Regions from separate parts of the Homo sapiens genome. Here region 1 is linked to region 2. Evidence: chromatin loops called from intact Hi-C (ENCODE). Cell type or tissue: GM12878. All regions are shown on one strand. Each heading gives the region's core, and the rest is flanking DNA. Links, peaks and the distances in the headings are about the cores only. Region 1 has its middle 220 kb from the start of C9orf72. Region 2 has its middle 280 kb from the start of C9orf72.

Region 1 (16,614 bases), core at 5,178-13,177, 61 kb after region 2:
TTCTTTGAAGTAGAATGTCTGGCAATTTTGCATTTGGAGGAGGGATAATAACATCTGAAGTAAGCTACAGGGCTTAGAAGTGTCTAGCATCAGAACGGTCAATATGTGAATAGGTAAGGAGGAAGCCAGAAGAAACAGCAGCTTCTTCTGGGGAAACAGATAAGGAGCAAAAACTATCAGACAGCCTCAGACTTGGGAAATGGTCTCCAGGTGTTTGTTGGGCTGGAACTCTGGAGTACTGAGTTTTACTATTTCTGACCCTTTTATAATTGTGTTCTTCATCAAAGAAGCCACACTGGAAATGGAGAGCTAGATTGAGTGATTTGTCTGCTGACTGAAAGTTACTTACAATTTGTCCAGCAATGGCATAGGGACAGAGATGAAGGCCTCCCATTTCCTCCATGGGACTGCTTCACAAAGCTGGAAGATGGCCAGTAGTCACCATTTTGATCCACGCAATCACTACAAAGGCAGTGCACCACTGAAGGGACATCCCAAGATTCTTAACTGAGGCGTTTTCTTACCCCATGAATATTTACTGCCAGGACCAGTGCCTCTACAGGGGCGTAACAGGATATCTCAGACATGGAATGAAATCAAATAAGATTGTATTCATAGACATCCTCAGCATTGCAAGTGATGCATAAGAGGTATTCACAACAAATTGGTAACTTTCATCTCTGAATTCATTTCAGTTTTCTTCTCTGCAAAGTTGAGATGCCTAGGAGACTGTTACATGGAGATATCAGTATTCAGTGGGATCGTATTGAAGATACGGCTCAAGTTCAAAACTGAGAAGCAGGCTTATACAAGTGGGAAGGGGTGGAAGTGGAAGATAGCCAATGGTAACTGTACACTTAGAGGTCATATGTCTTTTCCCAAGGGCTGAGAATCACCCTGCAAGCCTTTAGCCTTCTCACTTACATTTCAGTTACCAGTTGGCCAGTGACCTGACTATGGACCATGTTTATTGTATACATTTTACGATAAAATAGGCAGCTAAAAACTTAAGTCACTGGGCCCAGTGTTAGGAAAAGGACATTTCTTTGAGGACTTATTTCCCTTATAAGTGCCTATGTGCTTTCCCACACATCCCTGACCTGAAATCTAAGCTTTAGTAATTGCCTCATTATCTTCCATTCTCCATCAACAGAAGTGCTAGTGGCTCAGGACATGGCCTCTTCTCTTCCCTTTTGCTTATAAAGAAGAAAAAAGAAACACATTTTAGACTTCAATTATGAGTTCTCTCGCTTGACCCTGCTGGCTTTGAAACCATGAAATGATCTCTCTCTCTCTATGTTTCATAGTTTTCCTTTTAGAAAGAGCAAGTGAGATTCGACTGGAAAGAACATTATGAAAAAAAAAAAAAAATTGGAATGAAAACTGAAACGGCTTCAAACACCAGATGCCAAAAGAACAAAACTGGTTAATGATCTAATTTTTAAATATATTGTATGCTTTCTAGCGAAGAAAACGGAAGTAGGAAAACAGGCAACATAAATATGTCATGATGCCCACCAGCTTAAAAAAACATTGCATTCTAATGGGGCTGGGACTGGAGGGAATAAGGAAAAAAATACAAGTAATGTTATTTGAATGCCTACTATGTGCCAGGTACCTCGACATATATTTTAAGTGTTACTTCATTATCTGTAACCTCCTCATATAACCTCCCATAACATTCGAGGTTTGAGGAATTGAAGTCTGTTTCAGTTTGAGCATTGGGACCTATTAGCTGCCCATAATAAAAGCTGTTTTACTATTCCTTTAAAAATAAAAATGGAAATTCTGTTCAAGAGGATGTGTCAAGAGTCCCCATGTTTAGACATTCACTAAAAGGATTCATGGGACTCAGAAATAGTTTTACTCATGGCTAAGATTTATTACAGCAAAGTACTAAGGATAAACAGCCAGATCAGAAGGGGACATATGCATTCAGAGCAATCCATAAGCAGGTTTGCTTAGGCTCTTCCCTCCCATGAGGGGTCATACAGAGTACACTTTCCCCTGCAATGAAAATGCAATATGCATATTGTGTGTCTGCTCAAGCAAGCCTATAGAGACTCAGTGCCCAAGATTTTTATTGGGGGCTGTCACATGGGCACTCTGCCTGATACATACCAAAATTCCAGTCTCCCAAAAGGAACACAGGTATTTAGCATAATCGTATTGCTAGTATAGTCTAGGCACAGTCAACCAACCTTATCAGTTAACTGTTGATGTGCACTGCTCTGACAGCCAAGTTCCCAGATGCCAGCCAAAAATCACCTTGAAAGCAGGACTCTAAAGATAGCTATCGCAAGAGTGCTATATCAACTCTTCTCTGAACAGATGGTGTAGTAAGTTAATGCTTTCATGTATATTCCTGCCCACTACCACCATCCTTTTCCAAACACATGGCAATAATAGATAAAAATATGAAAAGGTAAAGTAAAAAAGATAGCTGGGCTTGAAAAATAATCTTTATGGACCAGAAACAACATTGTAAAGATACAGCAATGTAGAGCTATAAGTGAGACTGAAGCACAGTATGTAACTACAATGAACCATGAAGAATGCAACAGTATTGGAATAGACTAAAGTCACAAATTTATTTATGGAATATTAGACCTACATTGGAAATTTGTCCATTTGCAAGTGGCCTTGCAAATGGAAAAGTTGGTATTATTCAAGTAGAAAGGACTCTTTAGAGTAGTTCACACCCATTATGACTATTTACTCAGATTGAACCTAAGCAGAATTAAACTACAATTTTGAAACTTAACCAAATGACAGATCTGCTTGATCTCAGAATGCTTGATTTCACAATCATTTGTTTAGTCCTCAAATGACATCAAATGTCCCACAAGTAGCTTTAAATGCAGCCCTGTCCAATAGAATGTTCTAAGATAATGAAAATGTTCTTGCTGTCCAATATAGTAGCTACTAACCACATGTGACTATTGAACATTTGAAACGTGGTTAGTATGACTGAGAAATTGAATTTTTATTTTATTTTAATAGTTATATGTAGATAGTGAGTTCTATATTGGAAACAGATTTTCTAATGGGTTCACTGCCTTGTTTACTCCTTTCAAAGGAGCTTCTTTCCAAATGTTTTTGACAGAGCTGTTGATTTTGAGAGATTGAGAGAGAGAGAGAGAGAGAGAGAGCATGTCTTGGGCAGAGACAGCAACACCATTTACAAATGTATATACCCAATTATCAGAAAGAGAAATCTCAGCAGTGTTTTTGATCATCCTAACTTAGCTCACCCATCATCTCTTCACATTTGTAACTTGAATCATTGAAAAAATCTAAATCACATCTCATCCATTTAAGTGGAGGGGCCAAGTGAAATTTGTTGAGTATCTAACTTCTTGATAATCTCACTAAGTTAGCTTTTTCCTTAAAAAAGAAGAAAAAGGAGGAGGAGGTAGTGCTGGTGGCAATATCTAGCAGAATCTGTATTATGTATGAAGAATGGCTCAAGTTATAGTTTACTTACTGGATTTCACTTTAAAAAAAAAGCATGGACTATTTTCCATTTTTGCCTATGAATTTATATTGTTGTGAAACTAAAGACTCATCAGGACACCACCTGAATTCTAAAAATGGTATTGACATGCTGAAACATTAGGCTAGGTCATGATGAGTAAGCTTCAGGCAGTGATACTCATTTGCTCATTAACTTCATGATATGTACTGAATGTCTCCATCATGCAAGTCACTGTGCTAAGTCCAATGGATGGTATAAAGGTAAATCCCTGACCTCAAATAATTCTGATCAAGAACCAGCACTGGGAGTAAGCCAACCTTTAAAGACATGTTAATACAGCATACTCCTGACCGGATTTTGTAAGTCTAAAATTATTTTTAAAATTAATAGTTTGTTAAAAATAGGTATTGAAGGATAAGCGGGGTTGTCTAAAGCCCCTGACAGTTCTCTCTAGGTTGACTGGCAATCAGTTAGCTGAGACTAGGGGCTGCCCTCCCCACAGAAGGAAGGTTTATACCTGACTTCAATGTCTCCCAAAGACTCTAGTAATTCCTATAAGCAGCTGGCACTCAAGCCCAGACTATTTGGCAGTCTATCTCAAAATATTTGTCTCCAGTGGCAAGGCTACTCTAACAGTTGCACTATAAAAATGTACAGCAAAGGGGTGGAAACACCCTTCTAGATACAATCCTGTCCCCAGGATGTGTCCAGCTGTGATCAGGAACACTAGTTTGAGAGGCCAGGAGACCTGTGCATCTTCTGACCCTTCTTTTTGTGAATTCCAGTCTGTGCTATATTCATACAAGCCGTTTCAAAAAATAATACTATGGAAATGCCTTCATACTTTATTTTTTAATTTTCCATTTTGGATATCTCCATGTTTTTTTACGAACAGATAAAAGTTTGAATAGTCTACCTTTTGAAAGTTGAAAATCAAAGGAAGTGGGGAGGAAGGGGGTGGACAAGGAACTGAATAGAACATAGATTTGAATATGTAAAGATAAATCTAAAAGTATAGATCAGTTAGTATTTCAATTCCAAAACCAGTTTTTAAATTGTCATTCTAACTTTAATGTATGTGGAATTTGCGCAAACAAGTGAGTATAAATATTTAGACATGCTTATTTAAAAAGCATTTACTTATACAAATAAATTTCAACAACATCCTCAATAATTTTAAATGTCTAGATGTATTTTTATAAGCCAATATTATACTTATAGATTTAAAGGATCCATTAATTTGTGTGCAGAAACTTAGGGGTTAGGGTAAAATCACTTTAAATACAGAAAAGTTCAAATTCTGGAAAATGTCTGTAGAAAGCTGTCACTTTCCAGATATTAGTCTGTGTACTTAATGAGGAACATAGCTTGCCTTCGCAATTTTAAAGGCAACCTGAGGTTTTTACACATTGGTATAGACAAGCCTATGCGAGACCTTCTCACGTCGAGAACAGGTTTTTAAATAATGTGTGAAAATTCTGATGTTGTAATATAGTTAGTACTCTCACATGACAAATAAGAGAAGAAAAATCAATTCCCACCCTAAGAATGAAAGAGTAGTCCTGCAGGGGCAATATACCAACTGAATGAACAATTTCAAATTTGGGCAATAGACTTTTTGGAAGAACAAATTTATATCCTTTGTGAAAATGCAGGGCTCAGAGTTTCTTTAAATAGTTTCACAGGCAAAAATCAGTAAATTTCTTTGGAGACGGGAAGAAGAAATAGGAAAAGCAGTCAAAGGCAAAGCTGTGCCTGAATCTTTTATATTCCCCCTTCCCTAAGGCTTCCCAGAGCCCATATGACAATTATTTTCCTCCTCCATCCTCTCCAAATCAGAAAGCCTTCTTCATTTTCTTGGTAATCAGACAACAAAAAGGTATTTTTCAGCTTGCCCCTGGATATTTTTCAAAAGGAAGTAGAGATTCTCCCCCAGCATTGAAGGAAAACTCCACTGTGGCCTATATTATTCTCTGATTATAAGTAAAACTACTTGACGAAATATAAAAAACAACTACCTGAAGACTCTAAAAAGTAAAAAAAAAAAAAAAAAATGTTTGATATTTTGAAGTTATGTGAGTTTTGTTGTCATGCTGTTATACTAGGTCTTAGTCCTGTGAATTCTGGCTGCATTGAGATCTTTGAGATCTACCGAAGCTTGTTGCCAGAACTATGAGCGAGCTGACAGCACTGTTTGGTCTCAGTGACAGTAAATAGTACCCTCACACTGTGCAGCCCAGAGGGCTTGGTCAGGTGTGACATCCACCCACACTGTGCCCTAGAATGTAGTATGTGGAATATTTCCCTTCATTTGTACCTGCACATTTCTCACTTTCATTTCATAGCCTACGATATGCTGCTTTTTAAAACAAAGAGATATTTGCAAATTGTATTTTCAACACAGCCTTTCTTAAATCAAATTTTAAAGATTTTTTTTTATTTAGGATGTAACATTCTTATGACTTCTGATCAATAAATTTTCTAAAATCCTTTCAAAAAATGAGTATGTTTATCAGGATGGAATTTATATCTATATGACATGTGAACCATTCACTAGCTTACACAGTCAAACTTCCTATGGAAGGATAACATATGTATATTAACACCTTAAATTTCTAGAAAAAAATTGGTTTTTTTTTTGAAATTTTATTGCATGAGGCTTTAAGATTATGTGAAATAGGCTTTGTTGAATCCAGTCATCTCTTTCAAAATATACATATCCTTCCCCCATCTCTATTCACGTAGAAATTTTCCCTCATACTCTGTCTTCTTTAGGGGACATCGTCATCACCCTTCCTTATACTCCATTCTGCTGTTTATTACTGGAGCACCCTGAAGTTGTCCTTTTGTAAAACACATATTTGTTACAATTACATGTAAATGTCTATATTCCCATTTTACACTAAATTCTATAAGGACATTGAATATGTTTGTTTTGTTTACACTTATTTTTTTAATCTAGCAGTGTCTGGTATATAGGAGGAAATCAATAAATGTGCTTCAATGGATGAAAAACTAAATGTGCTATTGCCGCCAAGGAAAAGTGCCTCCAAATTACATGTATTATGAAGTAAAAACATCCAATAAGATGAAGATATTGTTCACATCCCTTGAGGTAATAGCAATAGTTTTCCCAAGAAGATATATTTTTTGAAAAGTATTTTCAACAAAAATGAATGTAATCATCTTCGTTTTTATTAATGAATACATAATATTACATCACCATTTTTTGAGCTATTTGGATTAAAAAATATTTTATGGCCATACCGCCCAGAGTAATTTATAGATTCAATGCTATCCCCATCAAGTTATCATTGACTTTCTTCAAAGGATTAGAAAAAAGTACTTTAAATTTAATATGGAACCAAAACAAAGCCCATATAGCCAAGACAATCCTAAGAAAAAGAACAAAGCTGAAGGCATCTACGCTACGTGACTTCAAAACTATACTACAAGGCAACAGTAACCAAAACATCATGGTACTGGTACGAAAACAGATATATAGACCAATGGAAGAGAAAAGAGACCTCAGAAACAACACCACATATGTATAACCATCTGATCTTCTACAAACCTGACAAAAACAAACAATGGGGAAAAAATTCCCTATTTAATAAATGGTGCTGGGAAAACTGGCTAGCCATATGCAGAAAACTAAAACTGGACCCCTTGTTTACACCTTATACAAAAATTAACTCAAGATGGATTAAAGACTTAAATGTAAAAGCCAAAATCATAAAAAACCCTAGAAGGAAACTTAGGCAATACCATTCAGAACATAGGCATGGGCAAAGTCTTCATGACTAAAACACAAAAAGCAATGGCAACAAAAGCCAAAATTAACAAATGGGATCATATTAAACTGAAGAGCTTCTGTACAGCAAAAGAAACTTATCATCAGAGTGAACAGGCAACCTACAGAATGGGAGAAAAATTTTGCAATCTACCCATCTGACAAAGGTTTAATATCCAGAATCTACAAGGAACTTAAACAAATTTACAAGAAAAAAACCCTATCAAAAAGTGGGCGAAGGATATGAACAGACACTTCTCAAAAGAAGACATTTATGCAGCCAACAAACATAGAAAATAAAAGCTCATCATCACTGATCATTAGAGAAATGCAAATCAAAACCACAATGAGATACCATCTCATGCCAGTCAGAATGGCAATTATTAAAAAGTCAGGAAATAATCAATGCTGACAAGGCTGTGGAGAAATAGGAACACTTTTGTACTGTTAGTGAGAGTGTAAATTAGTTCAACCATTGTGGAAGACAGTATGGAAGTTCCTCAAGGATCCAGAACCAGAAATACCATTTGACCCAGCAATCCCATAACTGGGTATATACCCAAAGAATTATAAATCATTCTACTGTAAAGACACATGCACACATATGTTTATTGCAGCACTATTTACAATAGCAAAGACTTGGAACCAACCCAAATGCGCATCAATGATAGACTGGATAAAGAAAATGTGTCACATATACACCATGGAATACTATGCAGCCATAAACAAGAATGAGATAATATCCTTTGTAAGGACGTGGATAAAGCTGGAAACCATCATTCTCAGCAAACTAACACAGGAACAGAAAACCAAACAGTACATGTTCTCACTTATAAGTGAGAATTTAGTAATAATAACACACAGACACAGGGAGGGGAACAACACACACTGGGGCCTGTGGGGAGATGGAGGTCAAGGGGAGGGAGAGCATTAGGACAAATATCTAATGCATGTGGGGCTTAAAACCTAGATGACGGGTTGATAGGTGCAGCAAACCACCATGGATCAGTAGTTTTTTCTAATTCTGTGAAGAAAGTCAGTGGTAGCTTGATGGAAATAGCATTGAATCTACAAATTACTTTGGGCAGTATGGCCATTTTCACAATATTGGTTCTTCCTATCCATGAGCGTGAAATGTTTTTCCATTTGTTTGTGTCCTCTCTTATTTCCTTGAGCGGTAGTTTCATGTCCCTTGTAAGTTGTATTCCTAGGTATTTTATTCTGTTTGTAGCAATTGTGAAGGGAAGTTCATTCATGATTTGGCTCTCTATTTGTCCATTGTTGGTGTAAAGGAATGCTTGTGATTTTTGCACGTTGATTTTGTATCCTGAGATTTTGCTGAAGTTGCTTATTAGCTTAAGAAGTTTTGGGGCTCAGATGACGGGGTTTCTAAATACAGAATCACATCATCTGCCAACAGAAACAATTTGACTTCCTCTCTTTCTGTTTGAATATGCTTTATTTCTTTCTCTTGACTGATTGCCCTGGCCAGAACTTCCAACAATATGTTGAATAGGAGGGGTGAGAGAGAAGATCCAGCTTTTGCCCATTCAGTATGATATTAGCTATGGGTTTGTCATAAATAGCTCTTATTATTTAGAGATATGTTCAATACCTAGTTTACTGAGTTTTTAACATAAAATATCTATTTGATTCTTTTATATATATATCAATTCTTTGATGAAGTCTTCCATCTTTTTTTAGAGACAAAGTCTGACTCTATCCTAGAGTGCAATGGCATGACCTTGGCTTACTGCAACCTCTGCCTCCCGGGTTCAAGTGATTCTCCTGCCCCAGCCTCCCGAGTAGCTGGGACTATAGGTGTGTGCCACCACACCCAGCTAATTTTTTTGTATTTTTAGTAGAGATGGGGTTTCACCATGTTGGCCAGGATGGTCTCAATCCCTTGACCTCATGATCCACCCACCTTGGTATCCCAAAGTGCTGGGATTATGGCATTAGCCACCGCACCCGGTCCTTCCATCTCTTCATCTATTTTGTTAATCTTTCCCTCTATCTTGGGGGCATATTATAAAGTCCTCCTTCTACTAATTCCAATAGCTAAATCACCTGTTCATCTCTTTTTGTTGTTGTGTGTTGATTTTTATTGTTGTTTTTTAATCTTAGCTTTTAGGCTATAGTCCTGTATCTTGGCATGCTAGGAATATTTTATTAAATGTTAGGTATTATCTTTAAAAAGAGAGAGAGAGCCTACATGAATTACTTTTCTTTCCTCTACTACTGAGTTGAATCAGAACTGGTTGGTAATTCTGATAAGGCTTCATTTTCCTTTTCCTTTAGTTCACCTCTGCTCTTAGGGTGTGAGCTTCCTAGGTTTCAGACTTGAGATCAGTGCATTCACCAGGGCCATTTCACTTGGTAGTTCCTAAACTCTGATCTTTCCACATCAGTGCCTTGAAGCTGCTAACATAACTCGCTTTGTTTTTCAGAGGCTTTCTGCTTGGTTTCATGGCCTCCTGCTTCTTGTAGTTTCAAAATTCATATTAAAACAGAAACGAGCCTTTATCAGGCTCAGTTCTCCACTCCTCCCTTCTCTTTGGGATCTTGGACTCCAAAGTCTCCAATTTTGCCTCTCCAGCCCCACAAGATTTGCCAAAACTCTATTGGTTACTTCAATCCTCAATCCTCAACACAGTCCCTCTGCCTAGGAAAATCATGGGTTCTCAGCCTCTTGCCCTGTACCCCCAATAAGCAAATGTCCCCAGGAAACAAATGTGGCTGCAGAAGGTTAGATCACCTGTCTGCAGTTCCCCTTTCTCCACAATCTTGGCCCTTGTAGACCTGGTTACTTTAACAGCTCTCTAATTTCTTTAAACAGATTTTTAAATTAGCATTTTTAATTATCTTCACTGATAGCAATGATCTGCAATAAGCTACTCCACCAAAACTACCAACAGAAATCTTTCTTGAATTTTTCCCACTGTATCTTTAATTCATTACAAAGACAAAAATATATGTTTAAGACATTTTTAAACAAATAATAAATGATGTATAATGAAAAATAAGATGTAGAAGACTTCTATCAAATAATTATTTTTTATATTGTTTATATGTATTTTTGATTATTAAGTTATATCAAGTTGTTTGTTACATTTATCAAAACTGTCAGCAATTACAGTTGTTACTCAGAAACACAAAGCCACATGTAGTTGTTTTTCCTTCCTATTGCACTAGTCTTTGCAACTGAAAAGTGTGGATTTTCTTAATTTTCTACCTTTTGGAATAATTCCAGGAGACTATTTATATTTGCTTTTTCTTGGCTCCCTTAGATCTCTCTAATTTTGTAATACTTTATTCATTGATTTCATTACGTGAGTAAATTTAGTTTGAATTTGAATGGTTTTCACTGAAATTGCATCAATGTCCTTTTTCAGTTTACAAGTAAAAGAATAATTGATTATTGAAGCAATAAAATAATGAAACACTACATGTACCATTATGAGTTCATAAAAAATAATTAGGTATTTCTTTAGGTGCTTTTACATTAGTAGGTACTTATTTTGAAGCACATGGGATTATTCTGCTTATATGGTTTATGCTGTGCAATAAACATAAGTGCAGTCCATTTAAATTCTTCACTGACAATTTAATGTAGAAATTGAGCTTGAATAGAACTTTATAAATAATAATGTTACTTTCTTTTTAATATTGCCTTTTGAGCAATAATAACTAACTTTTTTGCTTATAATCATTTGCAAATGAATAATAGTTTAAATATTAAGAATTGACATATATTGTTGGCTAATAATTAACTCAAAACTCACATGACGTTCTTCCGAACATAATTAGATTAATATGCTGAACATATTCACACAGAAGCTAATTATTTTTCTTTATTTAACATGCATGAGCTTAAATAGATGGGTAGAAAAAGTCTTTCGTCAAGGAAAGAAAGCAACAGCTCTTAGCCTCATGTAACTTCTTATTTACAGAACCATAAATACCAATATAAATGGACTTTTCCCCTCTGAAGAACTTTCCAACCCCTAAGACCATCCCTATCTCCCCTAACAAACACACATCCACATACACTTTTGGGAGGAGCAGTACCAACTAACAATTTATACTAGACTGGCTAAAACCATGACAAACTTAAGTGTTTTCTTAAACTATTGAAAGAAATCAGAGAAAATTGGTGTATTTTCCAAGTAATATTTCTCCCTAGTTTTTCATTTACCTGAGTCTTTGGGAATATGGACAGAATTTTTTTTTTCAGAAAGGCTGTGGAAAGACTTACATTTTTAAAATGGCTGGTGCTTATACTCAAATGGAATATTAGTTGGGGGACAGTATTATCCTTCATTCAACTAAAGAATTCTCAGGTTACAAGAGACCTTATGAGTCATCTACTCTAATCACCCATCTGAGGCTGAAATGCTCTCCTCAGCTTGTTCAACATGTTACCCAGCTGTCACTTCCAGTGAGTAGAAATGTTTGTCTCCCAAAGCAGTTTAGGACTTCCTTAGACCATAAACTGAAATCTCCTGGAAGCTTTTTACTGGCCCTCACTAAAACCCTTCCAACAATATAAAATGAGACTCTCCCATACGCAGTCTTTTAGTTAATTGAAGACCTCCATGCTATCAGACCTAAGCTTTCTCCTCCCCAACTATTACCCATTTGACAGTTTTAAGTTTTTCTTCAAATAAATATTTAAGTGTCACTGGATTGGAAAGTACTATGTTTGGAGCCGAGGGATAGTCAAATAATTTCTCAACATACTTCTACAAAAAGAACTTTAAGGAAGCCTCTATAGAGGAAAATAAGCCTTGATGAGACTATTAATCAGGGTACTCTGGAGGGACAGAACTAATAGGATATATGTATATATGAAGGGAAGTTTATTAAGGAGTATTGACTCACACGATCACAAGGTGAAGTCCCACAAGAGGCCATCTGCAAGCTGAGGAGCAAGGAAACCACTTTGAGTCCCAAAATCTCAAAAGTGGGGAAGCTGAAAGTGTAGCCTTCGGTTTGTGGCCAAAGGCCCAAGAGCCCCTGGCAAACCACTAGTGTAAGTCCAAGAGTCAAAAAGCTGAAAAACTTTGAGTCTGATGTCTGAGGGCAGGAAGCATCCAGCACAAGAGAAAGATCAAGGCAAGAAGACTCAGCAAGTTGGCTTCTCCCGTCTTCTTCTGCCTACTTTATTCTAGCCATGCTGACAGTTGATTAGATGTTGCCCACCCAGATTGAGGGGTGGGTCTGCCTCTCCCAGCCAGTGACTCAAATGTTAATCTCCTTTGGCAACACCCTCACAGACACACCCAGGAACAATACTTTGCATCCTTCAATCCAATCAAGTTGACGTTTAATATTACCTATCACATTGAGTGACTAGTAATTGTTCATTCATTCATATGTTCAACAACACAGGAGAGTATCTATTATGTGCAAGGCTCTGTGCAAGGTGCTGAGAATTCAGAAATAAGATGAAAAAAGTATTTGTTGGCTGGATAAGTGAAAGAAAAATTGGATTGATAAGACATAGCACATGCCCTCAAAAAACTCACAGTCTAGGAAATGTTAGTTCAAAAATTTCTTAATACCTTTTACACTTATGTATTAGTTCACACTGCTATAAAGATATATCTGAGACTGGGTAATTTACAAAGAAATTTCACAGTTCCACGGGTTGTACAGGTTTCTGCTTCTGGGGAGGCCTCAGGAAACTTACAATCATGGTAGAAGGGCAAAGGGGAAGCAAGCTTCTTTTACATGGCCAGCAGGGAGGAAGAGAGTGAATGTCGAGTTGCTATACACTTTCAAACAATCAGATTTTGTGAGAACTCTCTCACAAGATAGCAATAGGGAAATGGTGATTAACAATTAGAAACTGCCCCCATGATCCAGCCACCTCCCACCAGTCCCCACCTCCAACACTGGGGATAACAATTCAATATGAGATTTGGGTGGGGACACAGAGCCAAATCATATCATTCCACCCCTGGTCCCTCCAAAATCTCAAGTCCTCCTCACATTTCAAAACACAATCATGCCTTCCTAACAGTACCTCAAAGTCTTAACTCATTCTAGGATTAACTTTAAAGTCCACAGTCTAAAGTCTCATCTGAAACAAGGCAAGTCTCTTCTGCCTATGAGCCTGTAAAATCAAAAACAAGTTAGTTACTTCCAAGATACAATGGAAGTACAGGCATTGGATAAGTGCTCCTGTCCCAAAAGGAGCTCCATTGACTGAAACAAAGGGGCTACAGGCCCCATGAAAGTCCAAAACCCTGTCATTAAATCTTAAAGCTCCCAAATAATCTCCTTTGACTCTATGACTCACATTCAGGACACACGGATGCAAGGGGTGGGCTCCCAAGTCCTTGGGCAGCTCTACCCCTATGGCTTTGAGGGGTACAGCCCTTGCAGCTGCTTTCATGAACTGGCGTTGAGTGCCTGCAGCTTTTCCAGGCACATTGTGCAAGCTGTTAATGGATCTACCATTCTGGGATCTAGAGGATGGTGGCCCTCTTCTCACAACTCCACTAGGCACTGCCCCAGTGGGGACTCTGTGTAGGGGCTCCAACCCTGTGTTTCCTTTCCACATTGCCCTCATAAAGGTTCTCCATGAGGGCTCTGCCCCTGCAGCAGACTTCTGCCTGGACATCCAGGTGTTGCCATACATCCTCTAAATTCTAGGTGGAGGCTCCCAAGCCTCAGCTCTTGCCCTCTGCACGCCTGTAGGCTTAACATCACATGGAAGCTGCCAAGGCTTGCAGCTTACACCCTGTGGAGCAGCAGCCTGAGATGTATCTGAATCCCTTCTAGCCACAGCTGGAGCTAGAGCAGCTGGGATGCAGGGCCATGTCCTGAGGCTGCACAGAGCAGCAGAGCCCTGGGCCTGACCCACAAACCATTTTTCCTTCCTAGGCCTCCACGCTTGTGATGGGAATGGTTGCCACAAAGGTCTCTGAAATGCCTTGGAGTAATTTTCCCATTGTCTTGGCTATCACTCTTCAGCTACTGTTTACTTATGCAAGTTTCTGCAATGGGCTTGAATTCCTCCCCAGAAAATAAGTTTTTCTTTTCTATGACATGGTCAGGCTCGAATTTTCCAAACTTCTATACTCTGCTTCCGTTTTAAATATAAGTTCCAATTTCAGGTAATCTCTTTGCATACACATATGAGAGGACACAGCTAAAGGCAGCCAGGTAACACCTTGAATGCTTTTCTGCTTAGAAATGTCTCCCACCAGATACCCTAAATCATTTATCTCTGGCTCAAAGCTCCACACATATCTAGGGTAGAGGCAGAATGCCTCCAGTCTCTTTGCTAAGGCATAGCAAGAGTGACCTTTACCCCAGTTCTCAAAAGTCTCTTATCTCCATCTGAGACCACCTCAACCTGGATTTCATGGTCCATATAACTGTCAGCATTTTGGTTAGAACCATTCAACAAGTCTCTAGAAAGTTCCACACTTTCCCTCATCTTCCTGTCTTCTTCTGAGACCTCCAAACTGTTCCAGCTTCTGCTCTTTACCCATTGCCAAAGTTACTTCCACATTTTTAGGTATCTCTGACAATGCTCCCTTCTCTGGTACCAATTTTCTGTATTAGTTTATTCTCACACTGCTACAAAGACATACCTGAGACTGGCTAATTTATAAAGAAAAGAGGTTTGATTGGCTCATAGTTCTATGGGCTGTACAGGTTTCTGCTTCTGGGGAGGCCTCAGGAAACTTACGATCCTGGTGGAAGGGTGAAGGGGAAGCAAGCTTGTTTTACATGGCCAGCAGGAGGAGGAAGAGAGCAAAGGGAGAGGTGCTACATACTTTGAAACAACCAGATCTTGTGAGAACTCTATCACAAGACAGCAGTAGGAGGATGGTGCTAAGCCATTAGAAACTTCCCCCATGATCCAATCACCTCCCACCAATCCCCACCTGCAACACTGGGGATAACAATTCAACGTGAGATTTGGGTGGAGACACAGAGCCAACCCATATCAACTTAAAAATATTCTAAAATATTCTGAATTATCACTCAAGGGTTTACAAAATTTTACATTGAAATTAGTAAGCATACTTATGTTTTATGACTTAGGAATATTTCCACAGTATGAGTCAGAAAAAGAAATGTTCAGATTAATTTAATCTTCTGGTAACCAGTTTACTGAATTATGCAAATCACTAATGTAGCCTCAGAAAATATTAAATGCTATTTATTGGCACCATATTTGGAATGCAGTACTCAGCACTTCCCAGAAGTTCCATCCCCTGTGAACAGAACCTGTATGTTTGCTTTCTATATTTGGCATCAGTGAGTTTCAGAAAAAAGATCTTCCAACAAATCAATGAGAAAACATTTTGTTTTAAGTTATAACTTCTTAATTTTCTCAATTATATTTCACTAAAGCTGAGAAAAAGTAACAAGAGGAGAAGTCACTTTGAAAAGCAGTCGGGGAGCTCTTCAAATAGTTATATATAGAAATCGCATGACCCAGCAATTCTAGTTTTAGATATATACTCAAGAGATATTAAAATATATGTCCACATAAAAACATATACATGAATGTCTATAGCAGCATTATTCATAATAGACAGACAAAAGTTGAAAACAAACCAAATGCCTATCAACAGATGAATGATTTAAAAACTGTGGTATAGTCATACAATGGAATATTATTTGGCCATAAAAAATAATGAAGCACTGATAGCTATAGCATGCATGAACTTTGAAAACATAATGCTAAGTGAATGAAGCCTGTCACAAAAGACTGCCTATCACATATTATATCACTCCATTTATATGAAATGTCCAGAATAGGCAAATCTACAGAGAAAGGAAGTATAAATTAATGATGTCTTAGGGTTGGTGGTATAGAAGATAGGGTGTGATAGCTAAAGGGTCTGGAGATGTTTGGTGAGGTGATGAAAATGCTTTAAAATGAACTGTGGTGTTGGTTGCACACATCCACAAACATACTAAAATACATTGAATTGTGCAGTTTAAATGAGTGAACTGTGTAGTATATGAATTACATATCAATGGAATTATTACAAAAATGAAAAAAAATCATTGAAAACCAGACATTTTCCATATTGCGATGTGATAACTCAGTCAACAAGATCCTTTATTTTTCCCAGGATTTTTCTTTTTTTTGGAGGGGAGGGTTCTTTGTTTTTGCTATGGGTTGTAATTGTTTGTTTGCTTAGTAATAACTCTGAACGATTTTTAAGACAGTATTTTTTGGTCACGTGTGGTTGTGAATATTCTGTAACTTTTTGTAGCTTTTAAAAAATTTATGTTATTAAAAATGTTTTGGATATATAATAGTTGTGCCTATTATAGCATACATGTGATATTTTGATATGAGCAT
Region 2 (16,614 bases), core at 3,932-11,931:
TTGAACAGAGTTTTTTTGCAAAGCTAATTGGCTAAAATCTACCAAGGAGGACAGCTTGCCCTTAAGCAGTAGATGGAGTAAGGGAGGAAGGCAATTTCCATTATTTGATGGGTTTCTAAAAAATACTGCTATTTCAGGAGTGTGATGCTTCTGTCTCAGTTCTGGCTGCTGATAACCTACCCGTGGCAGTTTAGTTAAGCTAGGTCCGCACCATTTTTTCATGGTTTTTCGGTCCCCACTTAAGTCCACCTCAGATGCCAAATGAGGTGCTTGAGTGACCACAGCGACTTTACTCTGTATTATTAACTGGATATTGGCTTGGGATATCCAGTTAATGATAGTAAAATATAAGTAACAATATCAGCCAGAAGAGGAAGCCAAAAAATCTATTGGCAATCAAAAATTCATTAGAAACACTTAGAACCCAACTTTTATGTAGTTTACTCTTCAGCCTAGATGTAACCAAGAGAACAATATCCATGAATAATGGCAGTCATCTTTAGATAATCAATTAGCCTTGACTCCAAGCTAGTCATGGTTTCATTTTTTTCCTGAAGTGTATATACCCAGGCATATCAAGGTGTTTTAGTCATTGTGCACACTTTAATCATGATTGGCCAGTAAATAGTCAAGAGAAAATCTATGACCCGGGGCTATTTTTACTGGTCATTTTGGCCTCTAAAGCTTGAGCTGCTTTATTTGCTCCCTGGGCCTTAGTCAGCCTTAAATTGTGGATACATATTCCAGCGTTTGAACTTCTTAAAAAGGGGAGAAATGCTCATACAATGGGTGCTATCCAGTGTCGCAGATGCATCCAGGTAGATTATTGTCAGGCAGTATTAATCAGGGAGGGGAGTTGCTTTTGAACACATAAGGGAAGATGGCCTTATCAAAAGTGTAGGCTAGGTTTTGATTTTGTAAGCACAGGAGAACCATCTGAACACACAGTCATACACACATATGCATGCCTGAGAGTACATTTTGAAGGGACACTAATGTGTTGTTTATGATAATCAGTTGCTCTGTCCATCACTCTCTGGCCTTAATGGGTTTGACTATAGTGAAAGAAAAACAAATGCGTGAAATTTAAAAGATCTTGTCATGATTTCTGTGTAGTATCATCAAAAATAATCGGATCATAGCTTGCATCATTAATTTCATATCCATTTTTATCTCTGTCCTCTGAATTTCTTTAAGGCTGTGTAAGATACTAATAATAGCAGCTAATTGTTGTGGTTAACCACGTTTCCTTATTGACTATAAAAAGGAATGTGGCAGTACTTATAGCTGTGTGATTCTTACTAGAGGAGTCTAGGGTCAAATATCAAACCCAACAGTTGTGAGACTGCTGTCAACCACTGCAATTGTTTGAAAATGGTGCATTTAGAGAGTCTGAAGAATTTAAATGAAAGAAATCGGAGAAAATAGGGCAGAAAAGTATGATAAATGGCCTCAAGTTTTATGTGGACCAAAATATACATTTTTTTTTGCTCTGAAACAAAGCAGGGTGAAGATGATTCTTCAAGTAAGTCTTAATACTAATATTTTCTTAGTGTTTTGGGTTTTTTTAAACAAACTGTATATCACTTGCCATAACCTAACACCATCCATTAATTTAACTCACAGCCAAGTTTTTCTCCCCTTGAGTTACATCTTCTACAAGGACATAAAGCTTTCTGAAAGAGCCAGCGCATTTAAAACATAAAGAGTTAAACTTCTTTTCTTATTCAAAAATTCTTAAGTTTTCATATCCTTGGCTTATAGAAATATTTATTACACTCTGTAAGCCAGTCCAAATAGGAGCTCCTTTGAATTTAAGAGCCTTCATAATGTGATTTATTAATATCCTTCAAAATAGGTAAATGTATTTCAGTGTATTTGCTAGAAAACCATGTACACTACACAGCAAAGGAAACATCAATCTCTTGATCAAGGAAGGAAAATTGGGGAGCAGTTATCCTCTATAGCATAGAAGCCACTTTCCCTGGTGTTGATTCTCCGGTAGGTAGCTTAGTGCAGAAATAGTTTTCTAACTCCACTATATGAAGTTTATAGCTAGAGGTTGTTCCTTTCTCTTTCAGAGGAGCTGTTTTCTCTAACACTTGTTCAACTGGATATAGAAGCGTATCTCCAAGGTTTATTTATACTTAGTTCTAGCCACTCAAAGGTTTTTCTCACATTTTGATTTAGCTCATTTGGTGAATTTCTATAAAACTGTTCTATTATTTTCCAGGGAGTTGAGCAAAGGCCATGCTCTAAGAATACTTCAGATTTCCCCAGACTTAATGAGGGGACACAAAACTCTAAAAAAGCCAGAAGTAATATTCCCAATCTGCATTTTTTAACACACATTCATGCTATTTTATATAAGGATTTAAAAAACAAGCTCAGAATTCAGATCTCTTTGCTTTCCAAACCATATAAACTAATTCGATTCATTGATTCCTTTGATCTTTGTATGCAGTACATTTCTTCTCTTTGAATAGTTGATCTGGTCTGAATAAGATATTTCTGCAGTGTAAATAAATGATGACATATTATTATGGCTAACTAACTTCCGAAAGGTAGAGTGAGAGAGAGAGAATCTGGCCACAGAAACAAAAAGGGCTATAAATATGAACAGACAATTGAACATGGCTTCTTTGAGGGGAAAAAAGCTTTTTTCATTTATAGATAGAGACAGAGGAAATTGAGAGCTTTAGTTTCACATTCGTATCAAAAAATACAGACACCTGTGAGCCCATCATTTTATTTCACCTTTTGAAAATTTCATAGACTTTCATATATAAACAGTGATAGCACAGCTGGGACATCATATCTAGGCTCCCAGGATTCATACAGACCAGACAGACAGCACAGAAAACTATAACAGCAATGGAAAAACAAATGGTCAGTGGTATAGGAAGTGACACAAGTGACTTCCAGACCCTGTGACTGAGACTACCAGCCAATGGCCTGAATAAATGTAGTAAGTTTAGTGCAAAGAGAATGGGTGTCTCAGATGTCATGAGAACCAGAATCACCAAGACAAACATGCCGGAGTCCAAGCATTAAGAGACATTCGGGTTTCCTGACTATTGCCACTTAGCAGATATCAGATTCCCCATGTTTGTACCACTTAATTACAAAGACCAATTGATGAGAGCAAAACAATAGTTTCTACTAGCAAAGGGAGTAGAGTGAGTACGCAGAAATAAGAATCAGGACAAAACCAGATTGGGCCAGGAACCAGATTCAGTTCACACAATTTAAGAATTATCTGCTGAATGGAGAAACTCAAAGTATTCACTTACATTCCTGAGTTTTACATTTCTCTTGGCATTGATGAATGGACTTAGATGGACAGAACACACTAGAAGTTCCATGAATAATTATCGGGAAATAAGTCAGGCACATTTAGTTATGGCAGAGCTGAAGTTTACTTGTGTGTGAGATTTCAATATTGTCTCACTGGACAAAGGCAAAAGCAGAATAGAACACAAAAGCAGAATTGGGAACACAGATTTTAAATTTTTCTCTCCTATTGATATTTACATTGACTTTCCACTATTTATCCTGGATCACTTTGAGAATAGAGAGTTCATGCTCTTCCAATATTTTAAGCTTTACATGAATCTTTTGATATAAAATTTCTGTAAAATTAATTTCCCAGTATAATTCAAGGTCTTAAAATGTGTATACATTTTTCATTATTAATGTTTATATTGTTTTTTTCACTATTTTAACTCTTTGTAAACCTATGCTATGTACATAATCTGAAAAGTGAAACAAAAAAATCTAATGTTCAAAGATACTTAATGCATTATTACTTAAAATGGTAAGAAATCTACCACTTGGAAAATTTAAACCATTCTATCACTACTTGGGAACATTATACAGCAACTAAAATGAGTTTATAAATAGTTTCATATTATACAGGAACATATAATAAACGATCATGAAAAACAGGATGCAAAATTATGTAGAGAATATGATTGCAACTACACATACACGACTATAATTAAAAATAATTTTGAAAGATACAGCAGAATGCTAATAGCGGTTATATTTGGGTGGTGGAAATGCTTTTCTTTCTCTTTTTTCCAGTTTTTTTCCAAAAACTTTTATGATGAATATTTATTGCTTTAATGATAGAAAATTCACAATATACTTTATATACACAACAAACAGTGCTAGTAACCTCTGAAAATCCCCTAAAAGTTCTATTGAGAACCTCCGAAATGTTTTCATTTTTCTGTAACATATTTGTATTTCTTAATTCTATAGGTTCTTTTAAAACTAATAAGTATTTTAAATGTGTGCATCCTTGCATCTATTCATTCTATATGACATATGTTCATGATTGCATCTCAGTCATTGTCTTCTTGCTCTTAATACAGACGATATAACTCCAGAACCAAACTTATCAGTGTGTGGCAGCACCCAAGGAAGCCCACAGAGCCTCACATGGAGGCCCTGAAAGAGAACTTCTCACTATGTGTTTCCAAGTTTTAAGACAGAGTATTACGGTAACTCAGGCTAAGTTCAAGAAGTGGTGCAGGACAGTTGTCAGCTAAGCTGGATGAAAGTACACCTAAAGAAAGCAATATACGGCCGGGCACGGTGGCTCACGCCTGTAATCCCAACACTTTGGGACGCTGAGGCGGGAGGATCATGAGGTCAGGAGTTTGAGACCAGCCTGGCCAATATGGTGAAACCCTGTCTTTACTGAAAATACAAAAATTGTCTGGGCATGTTGGCGAGCATCTGTAGCCCCAGCTACTCAGGAGGCTGAGGCAGGAGAATCACTTGAACCCGGAGGCGGAGGTTGCGGTGAGCCAAGATCGCACCACTACACTCCAGCCTGGGCAACAGAGTGAGACTCCATCTCAAAAAAAAGAAAAAAAAAAAAAAAAGAAAGAAAGAAAGCAATATACATAGTACCACTCAATGGTTTTTTTTTTTTACTACCCCAGAAGAGCCACTCTGTCAAAGCCCATCTGTAAATCATGAATTGCATTTTTTTCTGTTCTTAAACATTAAATAATCTCATTTAATTGGTATCACTCTGGAAAAACATGAGCTCTAGATTTGTGTTAAATTTTCTTCCTCAACTAAGTAAACAATCCCACAACCACCTTCCAGAAACTTCTATGTTAACAGCCACACAACTACTCAAAGCATTAACACTGCCATTGTTCCTCTCCTACTCTTCTCTCCTCTCCAGTCTCCTTTGCCTACATGGCTTCTTTCCACTTTTAAATCTCCAGTAAATTCTTAGCCTTTTTAGGGAAGATGCAATTACACTACCTCTTCTTTATAGCACATATTATTACAGTTGCAATTCCACTTTTAATTTTTGTGATAACTTACTCAATGTCATTTAGCTATAAGTTCCAACTGAATGTCCCTGAGGACAGAGAGCATTTTTTAATTGCTATACCCTCGGGGCTTGAAACAGTGTTTTAACATAGTAGAAAGTTAATAAACACTGGTTGGATGAATAAATACATGAACTAGTGGAAGAATCAATGCATAATAAATCCATAAATACGTAACATATAGAAACTATAGAAACATGAAAGTACTCTTTATATCTTCACTAAATAGTATGTGGTGTTTACTAAGGGGTTAAGGTAGTTGTGTTTTTGGGTTTTTAAGAGACAAAACTAACTAGAGATCAGATCTCTCCTGAAAATGGGGTTCATGTCATTGTGTCCTGACATTCACCAAGGATAGAGACAATGCTCTCAGTGAACTGGGTAGAAAGATCCAAAGGGTCCGAGGCTCTGGAATCTGCCCCTTTGAGATTATGAGTGAAGAGGACAGGAGCCCTAGGTACCTTCTCTACCTTGGAGATAAGATCAGGAATGAAGGTGTTACAGGCAAGGGGTCCTGATCCAGGTCCCAAGAGAGGGTTCTTGGATCTTGCACAGGAAATAATTCAGAGCGAGTCTGCAGTGTAAAGTGAAAGCCAGTTTATTAAGAAAGTAAAGGAATAAAAGAATGGCTACTCCATAGAGCAGAACATTTCCAAAAGTAGGAGGAACACATCCACCCTAGGTACAATGCTTGTACATATGGGGAGATGTGTTCTGCTACAAGGGTTTGTGATAAATAATTAACTTTCTTAATTATGATATTTTGCAGAAATCAATATTATTATCTTTAAAGCAAATATAGGAATGCCTTTGTTCTCCAGATGTTGGGATATCTGGACACTCCCAAGTCTAGGTCTGTTTAGTAAGCATTCTTAATTTGTTCCCTTAACTGTAAACATCTAGAGGCTAGGAATGCCTAACTTTCTGAGAATGCAGCCCAACAAGTCTCAGTCTCATTTTCCTAGTCCTCACTCAAAATGGAGTCACTCTGGTTCAAATGCCTCTGACAAAGGCAGTAACTGTGAAGGAAGGACACCAGGCCAGGCATCTAGGAATTTATACCAACTGTGTGAGGACAAAAGTTAGGTATAATAAGACCCAAAATAACTATTTCGGATAATAGCCTAGTTTGATGCTATTTGTTCATTTTTCTAATAACAACCACAATCATTTACATGCAGGATAATTTTTTCCTCATGACAACTCTATAAAGTGGACAATATTCTCCCATTTTTAAGATGATCACACTGAGCTTGGAGAGCTTAGTAACTGGCTCAAGAGCACAGCGTTACTAAGAGTTGAGTTTTGGTTCAAATCCATGTCTGATCAAAATTCTTGCTTTTACTCAGTATTCTCTATGGTCTATAGTACTGTTTTTGTTTCTGTCCTCTAGTACATAGAAAAGCATTTTGTCGTGCTGTTGTTTAGATGTTCTAAACTGCATGCTGAGAAAAATCAAGATAAGGAGGTTTTGTCTACAGCTGGTCAGGAGTGCTAGGAGGGAGACTGAATTAACTACGTTTTTTATTTTCTGTATCCTGAGCCTTCAATATCTTGGGTCTTGCTGACTGTGGAAGGGACTGGCCCTCCCAGGGTTAGCCAATACCTAAAGGTAAAAACAACTTAGCTAGAGAGCAGAGCATGTCTTTCAAATGCAAAGCAGCCCACCCAGTGCCCATACTCCCAATGTCCTTTATCAGCTCACACATTCCAGGCCACTATCCCCTGCCCTAATCACCCAAGGGACAGGTACCAGATAACTAAGGACAGTCCTATGCCCCAGAGCTCCCCTGAGATTATTCAAAGTAGCTAATCCTAAATACACCTACCTTACCTTGCTGTTCCTCGTCATACAATAAAGGTTCTTGTCCACATCCCCCGCAACCTGGCCTCCCATGGTCTCCTGACTGACCCAGAGGCTTCCCCTAGTAACCCTTGTGGTGTAGTGTTCCCTCTTCTCTTGGGATCTGTGAGAAGAACAAATTCTCTTTCCAATGGCAGTCATCTGATCTATTGGCCTTGCCATACCTAAGTAATAATCAAATCTGTATTTTTAAACAGAGACTCTTTAGCATCCAAGTAAGAGTGTGAGGGGTATGGGTGAGCTGCTGACATCAGAGAACATCAGGCACACTGGAAACCACAGGAGACAAGGGCTGGACTTCTGAGTGACCTGTCCCTCCTCAACTAAACTTTGTCCTTCTGCTACTCTTTCTTTCTTGTTTCATAAGGGAGTCTCTATCTAACAAAAAAGTTAGGAGAGAACTATTGGAAGAGGAAGGCTTAAGGAGTATTTTGTTTCCCTCCAATCCTAATTCCATTTCATTTTCTAAGGTTTCTTAAGCCAGACAGGCTACTAAAGTGTACAGGAGAGTTAGGGCTCTGCCAGAGTCCCCACAAAGCTGGTGAACTTTCTCCTTGTTGGGCCAGGTATGGAACCACAAGGGAAAGGGTGACTTCAGCCAGTATGAATATACCTGATCACCTTGTTCTCCAGGGATCTAGGACCAAGCTGAACAGGAACACTGAACTCCTTATCCCTAATTCTGGAGAAGATAAAGTCAGGGGCTTTCTCTCAGGGCCTTGATGTGGCACTGAAAACCTGACTGCTACTATGCTGCCAGACCGCACGAGAGGTTACTGCTACTAAGGGACCCTGGTAGGTGGACAAGAGATTACAGTAAAGGAAGAAAACACTGCATTTAATGAGCATGCCATGCAAAAGATGAAGAAGAAGTAAAACACTCTGACCCGGGCAACTCTAGCCAAAATGGGTTACTTGAGGAACACAATAGAAGAGGAGGAAGAGACGGAGAAGATGAAAGAGAAGAGGAAGGAGGAAGAGCAAGATATTTAGGAAGATTCAAGGGTTCAAGTTAAGAGTCAAGAATATATTTTGGAACTAAAAAAAAGAAAAAAGCCGGGCACAGTAGTAGCACACGTCTGTAATCCCAGTTACTCAGAAGGCTGAGGCAGGAGGATCACTTGAGCAAGGAAGTTAGACACCAGACTGGGTAACATAGTAAAACCCCATTTCAAAAATAAATAAATAAAATAAGAAGAAAAAAAAGTTTAAATTATCATATACGTCGAAGGTGAATATAGTCATTGTTAAGGCCTTATTTAGAGGCCTGAGAGACCAAGAAGAAGAAAATTCCTGGAGTACACAGCAAAAATACATGATTTATATCAGGAGGAAAATAACAAGATACTTGGCACATAGATCTAGGAAACCCAACATCTGAGATCCAAAAAGAAAAAAAGTTCCAAAAAGAAAAAAATAAAGATGAATGAGAGGCTATATTGAACACATAATATAATAAAATTTCCAGAAGAAATATTTGAGTCTCAGATTAAAATGGCTAACCAAGTTCCAGAAAATTTGATAACTGAAGATACACACTTAACATTAAAATTCATGATTTCTAAAAATAAAGTGAAAAATCTTAAAAGCTTTCAGACAGAACAATCTACTTACATAGGCAAAAGAATCAGGCTGAAATCAGACTTTTCATCGGCAACACTTGGAATTGGAATAACATTTATGGACTACTGAGAGAAAAGGAGTGGAACTCAAGGTCTATTCCTAGACAAGTATGATTCACCTATCACCATTACGGATTCAGCGATTACACCTGCCGTTTACTCATTGTAAGAAAAATATGTGGGAAAAAAAGACCAATTAAAAAAAGTATCAGAACAGGAATCTCAATACAGAGGAAGATGAAAAACTGACAGAACAGCAGTAAGTAGTGAAACTACCAGGACAAAGACTGAAACTCAATAGATACTAATAGACTGTTTGGTAATACAATCACACTATAATTGCAAAATATATTTATATTATTTGTTTTTATCTTAAAGTTTCTACTAAATAATGTATAACAAAAGAATTGTCCCATTGGTTTAAATATTGAAAAGAAAAATTTTGCTGATTATTCTACTGTACACCAAGAAAATTAATTCAAGAAACTCTAGTGGAAAAAAAAAAAACAACAAAAAAAACTACTGCCAGGCGTGATGGCTCACACGTGTCATCCCAGCACTTTGGCAGGCTGAGGCAGGAGGATCGCTTGAGTCCAGGAGTTTGAGATCAGCCTTGGCAACATGGCGAAACCCCATCTCTACAAAAAATACAAAACTTAGCCAGGCCTGGAGGCACGTGCCTGTAGTGCCAGGTACTTGGGAGGCTGAGGTGAGGCATGAGGATCACTTAAGCCAGGAGGTTGAGACTAAAGTGAGCGGTTATCATGCCACTGCATTCCAGGGCAACAGAAAGAGATCCTTTCTCAAAAAAAGAAAAACCTGCTATAAATAACAAGAGAATTTAGTAAATTTAATAAAATGTCAACATAAAATAAAATGTTTAATATAGCTTTTCTTTATAGTAACAAGAAGCCAACAGAAATAAAATAATATTCCAGTTATTAACATTAGTGTTGAGATTTAAAAATGTAAAGGCTGCACACAGACACACACACACACAAAACCAACTAACTGCCACAAATGGGAAACTTCCAATTATGTAATATGCATTCGTCGGAGGTGGTAGATTATGGGTTATGTTTAATTTCTTTACACTTATGTGAGTTATTAAGTATTTTTGTAATTAGCATGTGTTTTTAAATGGTGCCTCCAAAATGAGCTGCAGTCACCTGGGAGGAGGGAGGACAATGGCAGACGGGCAGTGGTGACTGTGGTATAGTGTAAGATGGAACAATGTGACAAGAGAGAAAATATTAGAACTTCGATTTATAATTTCTCGTCCTTACGTTAGAGAAATATGGATCACTTATAGTCAGCTAACTATCTTGAGAGTTCCACCAGAGAGAGGGGCGATGGTGAGTGTCATCCTTGTTCACTTGTTCACTTTCAGCATGTTGGGTTGTTTAATACTTCATGTCTGCCTGATTAAATGGATTTGCAAATTCTGTTATTTCAAATGATAGAAATGATACAATACTTTGTAATGAGATAGTGAGTAACCATGACAGTTTTTTTGTACCACACAGATATTCACTATTAATTACCTAGCAAAGCTTTTTAATTTTAATGGTGTGGACCTCAATTATATATATTTCTCACTTTCCAAAATATAATATAAAATAAAAAACAAATATCTTAAATTGTCTGATATTTTCTCTGATGAAAAGTGGTGGGCAGTGTTCTGTTACCTAGCAACTATTGAAAACAAATACAAACATTATCTGTACCTTCAAGGTAAATGGAACACTTTAACATTGAGTTAGAAAGTAACTGCTTTCAGAAAGAAATCTGTAAAATAGATAACATCATCTGATTCATTTGTAGGAACATCACTGATGCAGGATTGACATCAAAGTAGGTGGGAATTTATGAGCCAAATTTCAGTGCAAACCTTTGTATAATTGGCTGATGGAGGAAAATATACTAGTATCTACAAGTGTTTCCTAGTACCTGCCTGACAGAAGGATTTTTAAATAAATGTCTGTTAAATAAATGAACATACAACAACAGAGTCATAGTTTTTCTGTATTTCCTATAGTCTCAGTCCTGGAACTTTATTCATTTTAGGTGCTCAATAAATTCTTAGAATCAGACAAGCAAAGATTGTCAGAGTTGAATGGTTTATTGGATTTTTTTCCAGAGAAATTAAATGACTTTCCCAGAAACATAACTCATCCACATCTCCCAAAAGATCTGAGGAGCTTGGGTGTTGATTTCAAAATATATAAATTTTTTTTAGTCTTTGTTCTTCCTTGGAGAGAGAATTTGATGTTCTGAAAGAGCACAGGATTTGGCATAATTTGATGCCAAAGAATTTCTTAGACCAGGTTCTAGTCCTTACCTGACCCTATCAGTTATCAGCAGTGCAACCTTTAGCAGGTCATGTACCTTCTGATCCTGTTTCCCCAACTAAGGAATGGTGAAACTGTTATTGATCTTACACGTATTAGTGCAGCCTCTACACTCCAAGTAACAACATAAATTAAGGTTTTGGTTGCTGTTATTTCTCAATTTCTTGCTTCCTTCAGATGATTGTTCCCCAGACTGTGCTCTGAGGAACTAGCAACCCAAGTGAGAGAGAACTAATTGGGTTCCCTGCAGGGAGGCCTAGACTTCCCTACAGAAGGCTAGGCTCTTCGACTTCTTTCTCTTTGTTCTATTTATCTTTCAACTGTGAGAAGATTTTCTTCTCTTAATATTAGTTTGGCTATTTTACCCTGGACAAATCCCCCGGGTTATGTCTGTGTGTATAACCCAGTTTCTCTCAAAGAAAGACAGTGCCCTTCTGAACTAGAGAAAATATCCTTTGAGAGTGGCTCTAAACTATCAGTGTTATCACATCCTGTCTTGTTTGTTCTACGGCAAATTCTAAGGCGTCTCATTTTTATTTTTGTTCAGTTCTTCATCTCCCACCCTGGAAGAGTTCACCAACACCTCCTGCTTCATTAAAATTGCTTTCTGATCCTGAAAAAGTATTTACTTCATGGTGCATTCCTCAGTCGCTCACATCTTTCCAAACAGTTGTCTCTGCTGCTTCTCAACTTCGCAGAGTATCTTCAATCGACCGTAGCAAGCTGTACTTCCTATCATTTGCAAGTGCTTCTATTTCAGGTAAATGTAGAAGACATTTACTGAGCACCTATCCTTGGAGTTTAGAGATGAAAATAGTACAGTCTCACACCCCCAATGAGTTAACAGACTAGACCCAGCTGGAAATAGTCACATGGCAGTGTGAAAACTGCCTCAGTAGAGGAATGGGTCAGAGGCTTTTTTATTCAATGATTTCTATCTGCCTTGTTTCAGAACAGATTCACATTTTTCTGTGTTGATGATAAAACATATGCATGCCTCCTCAAAATTTTATGTCTTACTTAGTTCATTTACCTCATTTTGGAACATCTCTTGGATCATTTTAAGACATTCTACCTGTGATTCAAGTGAATATTGAGCCAGAGGTAGAGAAAAGACAGCCCATATTTAGAAGAAACTTTGGTGAAACCAGAAAGAATCGAGAAGGAGGCACCCATGGCTGCTGAGAGAGGCTGGCAATATGGTAATGGGATTAAAGCTGTTTAGACTGAAGAAGAAAATTCTGAGGGCACATGATTTCTGGTACATGCGTTTCCTGTTGCTGCGTTAAAAAAATAACCAAAAACAGCAGCCAATACCAATAGCCATTTATTTTCACACAGTTGTGTAGTTCAGAAGTCAAATGTAGTTAAGCTTGGTCTTTTACCCAGGATCTCACAATGAAGGTGTCAGGTGGGTTGACTTTCTTTTATAGGATAGGGGAAGACTCCCCTTCTAAGCTCACTCAGGTTGTTGGCAGAATTCAGTTCTTAGAGGCTGTGTGTTTGAAATTCTGATTTCTGGTGGGCTGAGAGCTCTTAGAAGCTGCTCTTAAGTCCTTACAAATTGGCCCCCTCCATAATTCAAAGCTAGAAACAGATAATCTCCTTCACACGGAATGTGTTTCATGCTTCAAATCTCTGACTTCAGCAAAAATCCAATCCCTTTAAAGGTTAAGCCAGCCCCACGAAGGATAATCTCCTCTTCTGAAATCACCTGTACCTTATACAATAACCTAATCAAGGGAGTGCTATCCCATCATATTCACAGTTCATGCCCACACTCAAGAGGATAGGATTATACAGGACATGTACATGAGGAGGAGGGAAACTTGGTGACTACACTGACACGCCACAACGACAGCTGGGTTCCCCTTTTGGTGTGGAGAGTACCATAAGCCTTAAGGACATTAGGAGAGGAAGAGTAAGTAATCATGGACAAAGGCACAAGTGTGTTAGGCTCTGAGAGACAGAATAATGACCAGAGAAGGGTTGGTAGTATAGGAAATGACCACACACTCCACAACCTCTCCTCAAACCCGAAGGTATAGTCCTGTTCAAGCAAACATTTTCAAATGGTTTGGATCTCTCTTTGTAAGACAAAAGGAAGTCTTTGGGATCGTCACCCTGACAATTCAAGTGTCCGAATAGGATGCAACATTAAATCTGAAGTTGAAAGTAAATGTATATGGAAGCCTTGGTACCTAATCAAAATTGTACAAATTTGGGTCAAATAAAGCAATTTGGAAAAAAGTAAAAACTATTGTTAGGATGCACTTTTCCCTAAACTCTTTGGCTAGGAGATAAGAGTAAGCAAAGGCTGTTCACTGACTCAATAAACCATTGCACTAAAGATAATAATAGCTAAAAATGTCCAAGGTCTTATGATGTGCAGGTCCGATGCTAATCACTTTGCAGATATTATTTTAATTTCTGAAACAGTTTAATGAAGCAAGCAGTGTATCTTAGATGAGGACACACGTACCGACAAATATACATACCACTTGCTCAAAATTAGAACCGCCCAGCAAGAACCCCACCCAGGGACCTTCCTACCTTGTATGGCACGGACTTCGGAGAGAGTGGGAAAGGAACCTTAAATATGTTTGAAAGACCGTTGTGAAGATGAGGGGGTAGACTTGTTTTGCTCAGCTCCAGAGGTATTTGTGTGCTGGTAAAGTTTAACAACCAACTCTTTCCAAAGATTTCCTGATTCATATCACTTGCAGATTTCTTCCGTATAAATACTCATACTGTGGGTGATTTCAAGCCCAAACCTGATATTACCAAACGTGGACCTAGAAAGAGAGGCAACTTCAGCCTAGCAGGTAAAAACATTTGGAATCAGATTTTTATTGATGCACTGGATAATTTTCAAACAAGTAAAGCTGTGCAACGGAACTGACTTGCTCAAAGAGTAGGGGCTCCCAAGACTCCAGGTAAATAGGAGCAAACTTTGATGCTGTCAGAAAAAAAGTGTAAAATGAAACCTTGCATTGGAACATTACAAACATAGGATGTAAAAATGGAAGGGTTAAAGATACCTGGTAATTCCCTGTTCCTTCTGTAGTATCTATGGCACAGTCTCTTATTTGCAGGGAGGACTTTTTTCCATGAGCCACTAGCTTCTAAGCTGAGGAATGGAGCCTGCAGATCTCCCCTAGTTAATGACCTTAGAGCAATGCCAAGGGGACGGCTCCACTGTTTTCTGCCTCCAAAATCACTGGTTGCTCACCTTTTTCTGTTTCAACATTTTAGGCTGGGACTTTTCAAATAGTTCTTTGTAAAAATCACATTCTTGGCAATTTTCTTCACCATTATCTCCCAAAGATTAGAACTATAAATAATACAAAAATTTAGTTACAAATTTCTTTTTTTAAAAACACTGTTTAGAGATGTGATGTTTAAATCTCCATGAAATTATACCTTTGAAATTGCTTAATTGTATTTTCCCTGCCAATTTAAATTGCTCATAAAAGGGAAATTTTAAAAATATATAGTTTCTAATTCTTTCCCTGAATCATCACAGTAGCATTGTTTTGTTCCAGAAGAGCAGTACTATACAAATATTGCGAACATCAGCAAATTAAGGTTAGGCCCACAGTGATGTGGGAGTAAGAGGGAGGAGACGCTTCATTCTCCTGATTTGGTTTAATTTATGTCTAATGAACTAAAAAAAAAAACAACCCCTTAAAAATTTGGTTCTTATTCAAAGCTTACAGTTAAGGCATGTAATAATTTCTTTGCTAAATTTCTTTATGAAGGTGTTGCTCTCTAGCGCAATGGCACCTGGCTTTCGTTTTAATTGCAATTATTACTATATTAGGCTCACTTATTTGTATAACCAAAATAATCATTTGCATTTATACAATTTCTTTCTTCCTTGAAGTTCACAGTCTTATGAAGTATATATCTTACTGACCTGCAAAAATTCTATCACTGGTACAGATTTGTAGGCCAGCAGTCTAATAGATTTGGTAACATTAGAGAAATGTTCATTGAAAATTTTTTCCCTCTGCCAAGCAGCCCAATCTGCAAATAGACCAGCTCCAGAGGCACATCAAGTACTGTTTGCTTTAGTACAAAGGCCACCTTCCCAGGTTCTGTGAGCTACCATAACCAGCAAGGCAGTCGTAATACATGCAACTTTATAAGCTTCTAGTCATGAAAGCAACAGAAGGAATAAAAATAATAAATGATGAGTGCTGTTAAAAATGGGAATCCACTCAGAAGTGCTAAAAGCATTAAAAATTTATCCCTCTGCCACTCTGCACAGGACCGCAAACTAAGAACTAGTTTCTTGTTAGGTTTTAGTATGTTACACAAAGGAAGAAAGCATATTCTAGTAGTTCCCTTACTTGACTGCATTTTATAATCACCTGGAGAGCTTTTACAAACCACAAATGTGAGGGCCCACAACCAGAGACTTTTAATCAATTGATCTTGATGAAAAAATTGCATCAGCATTTTTTAAAGCTCCATAGGTCTCTTCAGTGGGTAGTTCAGTGTGGGGCATCATTGGTCTAGTGAAGACAGCACTGGGTTGTTTTTGGCTAACCATTAACTAATTGTGTATCTTGAAAAAAATATAATGTTAATCCCTCTAGGCCACAGAATATTATACTAAAAAATTTGATATTTGGATTAGAAAGAATTTCCTTTCACCTCTAAACTCCTATGATTCTAAACAATAAAAATGACCAGTTCTAATCATAAACTATAATTTTCAACACACCTTCACTTTCACTCAGCATTTACAACACGAAAATACTACAGGGGAATATATATTGCTGGGATTTTACTCTCAGAAAATATATAAACTATATAAGCTAATTGGGAGACCAAAACTTATGTGTAAAAAGAGAAAATCACAATTCAAAATAGCACATGCTAAGTGTGTAAGCAGTATCATTTTAACGCTGACCATTTCTCTAGAACTGGGTTACTAGTGTAAAAGAAAAGTTGCGCTGGACCAGGTAAACAAGCAAGGAGGACTTTATTCCAGACTGTTGCGATGGAGAGAGAGATTAAATTCAACTCCCCTGAAACAAAAGGCTCGAGGGGAGGATTTGTAAATTCTGGAGTGAGTTAATGGGAAAGCACTAGAGGACATTAGGAGTGAAGGCTGATTAATGTGTGAGGCCGTCTGTGTTTGTTAATGAGTGCCCATCAAAGTTAGACTCCTACCCTCCCACAGAGACTGGGAGACAGGGGCCGCATCTCTTTAGATTATTACATTTAAAGGGGGTGGTTCCCAGGTCCTTGAGAAAGATACTTCTGATTTATAGAAGATTTACACCTCAAAGGGGCAGAGAAAGAATGTAAGTTTCCTAAAGTAAATGCTTTAAGGAAAGGGGGTTCAGGAAGAAACCTATCTAAAGCTTAGTCATGTTGAGGAGAACATTAAGTCCTTTGTCACT

Evidence for each region. Hi-C counts contacts between places; a loop is a spot of excess contacts. Peaks named below come from ENCODE experiments on the same cell type or tissue, not always from the same donor. Only the 100,000 strongest peaks of a DNase experiment are listed, where the experiment ranks them.
Region 1: a loop joins it to region 2, with 2.8 times the contacts of the local background. A loop is called at or near these places in 2 of 110 quality-filtered maps.

Annotation. Positions count from the first base shown.
Region 1 is chr9:27,786,555-27,803,168 of GRCh38, reverse strand. No RefSeq gene overlaps it. Among named protein-coding and RNA genes, the nearest start is that of C9orf72, 220 kb to the right of the region's middle. RefSeq lists an enhancer at 13,795-14,296. In GM12878, for the core only: no CTCF peak of the experiment used is centred there; a DNase peak (open chromatin) is centred at 9,738.
Region 2 is chr9:27,846,672-27,863,285 of GRCh38, reverse strand. No RefSeq gene overlaps it. Among named protein-coding and RNA genes, the nearest start is that of C9orf72, 280 kb to the right of the region's middle. In GM12878, for the core only: no CTCF peak of the experiment used is centred there; no DNase peak of the experiment used is centred there.